Regions from separate parts of the Homo sapiens genome. Here region 1 is linked to region 2. A link is an interaction called in ENCODE POLR2A ChIA-PET data of the cell type or tissue named here. Cell type or tissue: PC-3. All regions are shown on one strand. Links, peaks and the distances in the headings refer to the core of each region. The heading gives the core; the rest is flanking DNA.

Evidence for each region. ChIA-PET counts read pairs that join two places held together with the same protein. Peaks named below come from ENCODE experiments on the same cell type or tissue, not always from the same donor. Only the 100,000 strongest peaks of a DNase experiment are listed, where the experiment ranks them.
Region 1: POLR2A ChIA-PET joins it to region 2 with 6 read pairs; 1 of 35 experiments calls an interaction of 5 or more read pairs at or near these places.

The regions. Positions count from the first base shown.
Region 1 is chr14:64,072,611-64,077,017 of GRCh38, forward strand. It overlaps SYNE2 (spectrin repeat containing nuclear envelope protein 2), which reads left to right. Exons shown (of 116, transcript NM_182914.3): 53 at 1,358-1,526; 54 at 3,335-3,490. Among named protein-coding and RNA genes, the nearest start is that of MIR548H1, 20 kb to the right of the region's middle. RefSeq lists an enhancer at 1,579-2,080. In PC-3, for the core only: no CTCF peak of the experiment used is centred there; a DNase peak (open chromatin) is centred at 2,601; H3K27ac peaks cover 1,125 bases.
Region 2 is chr14:63,683,164-63,687,570 of GRCh38, forward strand. It overlaps SGPP1 (sphingosine-1-phosphate phosphatase 1), which reads right to left. Exons shown (of 3, transcript NM_030791.4): 3 at 1,053-3,493. The coding sequence ends at 2,942. Among named protein-coding and RNA genes, the nearest start is that of SGPP1, 43 kb to the right of the region's middle. In PC-3, for the core only: no CTCF peak of the experiment used is centred there; a DNase peak (open chromatin) is centred at 3,968.

The sequences.
Region 1 (4,407 bases), core at 259-4,258, 390 kb after region 2:
TGCCTCAGCCTCCTGAGTAGCTGGGATTACACGCATGTGCCACCACACCCGGCTAATTCTTTGTATTTTTAGTAGAGGAGGGGTTTCACCATGTTGCCCAGGGTGGTCTCGAACGCCTGACTTCAGGTCATCTGCCCGCCTCGGCCTCCCACAGTGCTGGGATTACAGGCGTGAGCCACTGCGCCCCGCTGGTACACTTCTGGCTGATAGGCTATAAATCAAGGGATCCTTTGATACCTTTCTTGGGTTCAATTAATTTGCTAGAGTGGCTCACAGAACTCAAGAAAACACTTTACTCATGTTTACCAGTTTATTAATAAAGGATATAATGAAGGATACAGATAAACAGCCAGATGGAAGAGGTGCCTAAGGCATGGTATAGGAAGGGGCCTGGGGCTTCCCTGCTCTCTCTAGGTGGTGGAACCCCCAGGCTTTCAGCAATCCAGAAGCTCTCTGAGCCCTGTCTTTTGGGTTTTTTTATGGAGACTTCATTATGTAGTCATGATTGATTATGTAATTGGCCATTGGCGATCAACTCAACCTTCAGCTTCTGTCCCCTCCCCCAGAGGTTGGGGGTGTGTGTTGGAGGTAGGGGTGGTACTGAAAGTTCCAACCTTTTAATCACATAGTTGGTTCCCCTGGCAACCAGCCCTCATCCTGAGGCTACTCAGGATCCCACCTAGAGTTGCCTTCTTAGAACTAAAGATGCTCCTATCACTCAGGAAATTACAAAGGGCTTAGGAGCTCTGTGTCAGGAACTGGTCAAAAATCAAGTATTAGAACAAAAGACTCTCCTAGCTAGCACTCCTATCTACAAGGGTATTAAGAGCTCTGTCTCAGGAACTACAGCAGAGATCAAGTATATATTTATTATATCACAATATCATAGATACTTACCAAATAACCCTCAGGAAAGATTTTACCCACTTCAGTGCCTCTTCTGATATTTGCTGCATCCATAGCAAAATGGGTCAGCTTAAGAGAAGAAGCCCAGTGGGATTGTCTGTCCCCAAGAGCCCACCTGTGATTCCATTCACACCTCTAAGTCATTTTCATGTGAGCTCAAGGATTACGTGGAGAAAAAGAGAGGACAGAAATGTCAGTTACAGTGTAAAGTGTGAAAAGAGAGTATTTGAGGCGAAAGATTTGGAGAGGTTTTTGATTAAGTGGTAGATTTTGTACCTGTTTTTATATGTGGTACATCCATTATTGAAAATTGTTACTTTTTTTCTTAGAGGAAATAACCATCCTTTAGTAGCTATTCAGGCATTTCATTAATTGTTGCAATAAAACTGTTTCATTTTATTCATAGAAGAGCAGGATAAAGAAACAATTATATTTTGACGTTCTCTTTTAGGCTTCTTCAGAAAGTTCAGAAAAATAAAGAATTGGTGCAGACTGAAATCCAAGAAAGACATTCCTTCACAAAAGAGATAATTGCTTTGAAGAATTTCTTTCAACAGACCACAACTTCATTCCAAAATATGGCATTCCAGGATCACCCAGAAAAGTCAGAACAATTTGAGGTAAGTGAGGAATGAATTAGTGAATGTGGCAGGTACAGGCCCACAGTCTTGTATCCAAAGTCCTTGGGGTAGAGATAACTCAGTGGCTGGGTTTGGGGGAGCGGTCTGGGGAGAGAGAGAGAGGCATAGGCAAAGGCCCTGTGGCATGGTATGGGCAGAACCAAGGGAGAAGATCAGTGTGGCTGGAGAGCAGAGAACAGAGTTGAAACAAGGCTGGAAGGTAGGCCAGTCTGGACCAAGCAGCCTTCTTTCAACTATGTTTCCAGTGTGTTTGGTGAACAAGGGCCTCAGACCACTCTTAAGTAGTATGTTACATTACTCCTTTAGTAGGACATGGCGCCTTGTCTCTGACAGGGTCTATGTACACCCTACAGGTCATCTGGAATCTCATTTCTTCAGAAGAATCTCCTCTTTCATTCCAGTCCAATAGTGACAGCCCAAAAGTATGTTTGGAAGTTTATTCAAAAGTCACGTGTTGGCCGGACATGGTGGCTCACACCTATAATCCCAGCACTTTGAGAGGTCCAGGCAGGCAGATCACTTGGGGTCAGGAGGTCAAGACCAGCCTGGCCAACATGGGGAAACTCCGTCTCTACTAAAAATACAAAAATTAGCCAGGCATGGTAGCGTGTGCCTATAATCCCAGCTACTGGGATGCTGAGGCAGGAGAATCACTTGGACCCAGTAGGTGGTGGTTGTAGTAAGCCGAGATCGTGCCGCTGCAATCCAGCCTGGCTCCATCTCAAAAAAAAAAAAGTCACATGCTGTCTAAACAGAACTTTTGGTTATTATATTGGAAAGTAAAGAAGCAGTCTTCATGGGGAAGCCTTCTAAGTGTACCTCTGAATGAAAGCCTGTACTCCTGGACTAGGTGTAGATAAAACGGGATGACACTTACTTATTAAACCCCATCTTTGAATGGCATTGTTCTCTAACTTTCTCTCTCTAGATTTGTCCTCTGCTGAGGATTAAGAAAAGGAAAACAATGACACATTACAGAGTCATTTAAAATTGTAATCATTCTTCAGTACAGTGACTCAATCCATGAACACAAATAATGCTACTGAACAGCTACTGTAAAAACAAAACAAACAACAAAAAAGCCACAGTCAAGTCAAGAAGTATTTTTCCACTTGATCTTTGGGAAACTTTCCCATACAAATGAGTTTCTCCTTTATAATTACTGCAGGAGAAGGTAGATCAGATTTGGTTTCTAGGCCACAACCAATAGACTATTTGTTCAGGTTTCTTTTATCTCCTAAAAACCTACATTCTTTGTATGGAACTGGAACCTTCCCTTTTGAAAGCAGTTGAGCTCTGCAGGGCTGTCTAATTACATGAAAGTAGACACTTCTGCTCCAAGTGTGGGGCTTTTAGTGGCCTTAAATCATTGTGATGATAATGGAGGAAGAAGTAGAAATAGCAACACGTTAAAACAACAACAAAAAACTTCTTTGAAACTTTTTTTTTTTTTTTTTTGCTGCTTGCAGCTTTTTAGATCAGGACTGCAATGGAGATACAATTAAATCCTAAAGGTACTTTAGAAGCAGGGGGTGTTGTAATGTCTTTTCTAGATAATGGTGTGACACTATGAAGAGATATCAAGTTTAATTCTTACAAATTAGAAAGCATCATCTGACTAAACTGAGTGTCTCTGGGGCTTAATCAGCTTGTATCACTAGTGGGGTTTTGTCATGCAAACTGCACTCCTTTAAATCATAAGGATGTGCTGGAAGGCTGCTTTCACTTTTTAGAATTAAACTTTTCCCCCAGTCTCGTGAGTATTGCAACTCTCTTAATGCTTTTAGGAGCTTCAAAGCATCCTTAAGAAAGGGAAACTAACTTTTGAGAATATTATGGAAAAACTGCGAATCAAGTATTCCGAAATGTACACCATAGTCCCTGCAGAGATTGAATCCCAGGTGGAAGAATGCAGAAAAGCTTTAGAAGACATAGATGAGAAGGTAATAATAATGTCTGTACTACTGTTATTATTTACGGAGCTGAATGACTATCAGGAGGAAAATATCATTTAATGTCAAATTCCATTTGCCAGGATTTCAGCTATAACTTCTTTTAAGAGTTAAGTGACCATCGTGTCTATTGAATGCTAAGATAAAGATGCTCTAAATATGTGACATAAGATAACAGAATTAGATGATTTATATGTATTTAATTGTCAAAATGCTTATTCTTCTCTTGCATTTTATAATACAGTTATATAATATTTTTTACTGGTTTTGTTTGCTTTTGTACAACCACTGTACAACCACTTGAACATTTTGGATGTTAATACTTTGCTTTAAAATACATTCTTTGAAACATTTTGACATTACAACTAAGGCAATAAGAATACAAATTTCACAACTCACTAGGAATAGCACTTAGTATGTAGTGTCTGTCTAACGATGATGTTAACAGAATTCTCATGAAAAGTACCTGAGCAAATCTTTATACCTGAAAGTCCAGATTTAAAGAAAAGGTGGAAAATATTTTATAATACTAGAAACATAGGAGCTTAGCAAGATATTTTGATTAGATTGTAGAAAGACAGCCCATATCAAACAGAAGAAAATTCTGTTTGGTCTGGTATCCACAGAAGGATTTTTTTTTTTTTTTTTTGTCTAGAATACTTACAACTTGATAAATAAAATAGATCTTAAACACAAAAAATTCAGATTTCAAACTTAGTTGCTAGAATATGTCATTAATTCTATGACAGATTTCTCAGGAAAATCTCACATGTAAAAAACATGTAAACTCTTAACGTATATTTATAACAAATCTTTTTTAGTTAACACACAAGAAAACCTATTTCGTACTTTCTCAAGGATCTCGTTACTATTGATTTTATTTCAGGAAAATACTAAATATTTTGAGA
Region 2 (4,407 bases), core at 252-4,251:
TATCTACTAATTACTTTTTCTCAAACTGCTACCTCTTCCCTTTCTTAAAAAACCTTATCAAACAACAAAAACCCTCTTCAGAAAATCTAATGCAGCTATAAAGTAAAATGTTAAAAACTGATCCTTACTGATGTCCAGATTAAACATTTTACTGGCCGGCTGGGATTACAGGCATGAACCACCACACTTGGCCACGTTAGGTTTTAAATCTAGAATAAACATTCCTTGTTAACGAGAACAAAATTGTTTACCAATAAGAAATCTTTGTCATATAAAATTGTGTGATCATATCTTTCTCCACTCCCACTGCTTCACTTGAGTAGCCTTTAAAAATTTTTGTGATTATATATTTTAAAAAACCACTTTAGTATTTACTTATCTTTATTGAATGCTCTGTTAAAATTTGCCTTTAAGGGAATGAATGACAGGGAGGGTGAGGGAAATTTTGCTTTTAAATTCTATTCATTCCACTGAATTCATTTTTATGTTGTCCCTGAAATATATATTTAATAAACACTACTTGTAAAGAAAGCTACAAAATAAAATAAAAATAATTGTGTCAATCTTGAAGTGGCATTGTTTTATATTAGGTCATATAATTAGTTTCTGGCAGACCTGGTTTTTGCAGTTCACACATCATGGCATTTTAAAATTACAAAATAAAATGTCCATATGTTTTATTCTGCTTGAAAAAGTACCTGTTCCTAGTTTTATGATTAATCCTTGACATTCATGGAAAAGCAGTAAATTACCTACAATACTATTAGTCACATTTTACTGAAACAATTTTGTGCATAAGCTTTTTAAAAGAAATATGAAACTTTTTACTAAAAGTACAATGTTAGAAATAATCATAAATGGAACCAAAGCCAGTTTGTACCTCAAAGAACTTCTTCAATGTCTTCTATTGCCAAAACAGCACTTTGATTTTGGACAAAACGCTTCAGAGGAAATATGTGCTAGAATGAAAATCCAAGACATATTTTTAAAATCTCTACCAGATAAAACAGAAACAATTGCTCGGAAGGCAAACAAAACAAAGCAAAACCTTCTTTAATCTTCAATTTGGCTTTTATTTTAAAATACATTTAGCATAGAACTGTCATAGGACAGAAAATAATAAAACACAAATGGAACATTTTCAAATACCTTTTAAGCTAGACATAAAAATCAACAGGATAGCATAGGCCCAAATTATGGGAAACGGTCCCTAAAATTCAATTCATTAAACATACATTTTGAAAGTAAAGCTCTTTTCACATTTTCCAACGTACCAATATTTTCCTACATGCCTTGGTTTCCTTTTAACTAATAAGTAAAGGGTAAATTTAGTTGCTTTACTTAAAATTACCAGCTTCAGTTTTGGTAAAAATTACCATGCCCCTAAATTCTCAATCAGAATTATAAAAATATGAGCTCAAATAGTTATGGTGCCCAAAATAGAAACATCTGAAGTGATAGTTCTGGATAATCATACAGATATTGCACTAAAATCAGTAATTTCATACCTGGTATTTATTTATATGGAAAGTTAATCTCTTCTTTATGAAAAACTTTCTACAAATACACTTACTATTAACGTAAGTACAACCACACTTCAAAATATAAAGGTAGACAGAAAAAAGAATAGTTTAATACTATACGCAAATTTTCCACTGTGAAAATAATAGAAAGTTGAAAAAATAATAGGATCTAAAATACTGATACTAATTTTAGGTTTTATAATTTACCTTAAATAGCCAATAAATGGGTATTAAAAGTTAACGGTGCTAAATCCAATCCTTTCCAAATTATTTAGAAAAATGCTTTGTTTACATATGAAGTATGTGCATTGTCCCATCTATAAATTTCAACGTTTCCATTCACTGGAAATACCTACCTGCAGTATAAACAATCAAGACAATGTACAAAAAATATGTCCTGCTCCTATAACTTACAATGCACAGAAAAATATCTACAAAAAGGGAAGTATTTATCCATTTAGCTTTCTAATAAATTGGTGAGAAAGTTTAGCCCATTCCACATTTCTTTCTAAATAAAGGCTAAAGAGTTAAGGGTAATTTACTTTTATGCCTGTCACCCTGACATACATTTTTTAAAATATTTGCTTGATTATATGTAACTTAAGATAAAGTTAATGTCTTATTTTTACATCACAGTACACATAGCATTTCTTAATTTAGCAACGGAAAGGCACAATTAGCAAGCAATAAAATTCAGTACCTGAATTATTAAACTGACATCCAGAATAGCTGCAAATAAAGTTCATTCAAAACAGTATACAGAACTTAAAAAAAAATCCAAAAACTAATTTTTCTAAAAATTTGGTCCATTAAAAATGCCTCCCATGTTCAACATCATGGATAACATGAAAGGTAATGGCAGTGTAAAAACAGGCAGTAAATCAATGTATAGTAGCATATGCATTCTGGTCTAGTAATTACGCAATTCAATTAGGAAATGGCTCCCATAGTAAATAAATGTTAAATATATCTGTTAATAACAACATACCTGTATGTAGTTCAAATACACAGGCACAACTGTTTGCATATTATTATTGATTTTATAATACACTCCCATAGTTTAAAAAAACACTTAGGTATATTATTTTATATATAATATATATCAGATATATAATTGCATATTATGTACCTTATATATATTATATATAAGTTGAATCCATAATACAAAACTCTCCAAACATTACATGAACATTCTAAATGGATACTTATCATTTTCTCAGTAACGAAATAGCTCAGCTCACCTAAAACAGTATCTGGATGTGCAATGATAAAATGCACTGACTCTTATGAATTTACTTAAATAATTATTTAAGTTAAATTCCTGCAAAAGCCTAATTCTGACCTGGCTTTACCTGGAATATATTTTTGGGTATCAGTAACTGATACCCTCCTTTCTTATCATAAACAATACTTCTCCATCAAGAGATACCAATAAAGAAAAATATGTAAGGAACAAAAAATGTGATGGAGAAACCAACCATTCCATAGGTAATATACCGATAAGGAAGTTCAACTTCCATGTGCTGTCTTGCTTTTCGAATATCATCACACGGTATATTGAAGATTTTGCAGGCTAAAGGAATGGTGATCTTTTTCATTACATCTCTGATTATTAGTACAAATACCATCCCTATGAGGATCCGCAATATGGCTTTTCCAAACAGAGTCACAGTAATGGGGGGCCCAGCTAAAGGTAATGTATCTAGAGAAGGATCTAATACTAGACCCATGTTATAAGTAACATGAGATCCACATGCAATTCCAGCACCACTTCCTAGTATCTCGGCTGTGTCTCCTCGGGATGTGCTCCAGGTGTCAAGAGTGAAAGAAAAGATCCCCAAAGCTAAATGAAGCCCGATGATGATGAATGGAGCATATTTGTGAGTTTGGTTGAAGTTGTCAATCAGGTCCACAAATGGATAGAAGACAGCTAAGATTAAAATGGTATATAGGAATCCAGCAATAATATCCTAGGAAAAGATAAAAGTATCGTTGTTTAGTATAATACTGAATATTTTTGGCATTTAAAAAATAATTTATATTTGACATTTCAAATGTTGAATATACATAAATTTTTTAAAGTTGTCAAATTCTCAAAGTAAACTTTATTAACTGACCATATAAGAGGCACTAAAAGCTGTATTAATAATAAAAGGATTTATATTTTCATAATTCTACCCTTTTATAAATTAACTACATATATAATATCCACAAATTTACATTCAAATTCTGAACAACAAATTATGCTAAAATTGTGTAGTTTTGATTTCTGGGGAAAAGTACACTTATTATTCAAAGAAATGGTTTTCATTTTCATATGTTTATGTATGTAATTATCTCCATGACCACACAGGATATACATCCTAGGTAATTTTCTTTTCTCATTCATTCATTCATTGAACAAATATTTATGAGTGCCAACCCCTATTTTAGGGGTTGAGGATACATTGCTTTAAAAAATGACAAGAATGTGGCTGGGCAAGGTAGCTCATGTCTGTAATCCCATCCCTTTGGGAGGCTGAGGTGGGTGGTTCACTTGAGGCCAGGAGTTCAAGACCAGCCTGGGTAACATAGTGAATCCCTGTCTCTACTAAAAATGCAAAAATTAGCCAGGTATGGTGGCTCCAGCCTGTGATCCCAGCTACTTGGGGATGGAGGCATGAGAATCGCTTGAACCCAGGAAGTGGAGGTTGCAGTGAGCCAAGATCATGCCATTGCACTCCAGCCCGAGTAACAGAGCAAGACTGTTGATAACCACATAAGAAAGCAGATAAATATTACAATTTCAGATTGTTATGAATCTTATGAAGAAACTAAAACAGGACAACAGAATAGTATGATGAAGGACCCGATTAGAGTACTGATTGATTAAGGAAGCCTGTCT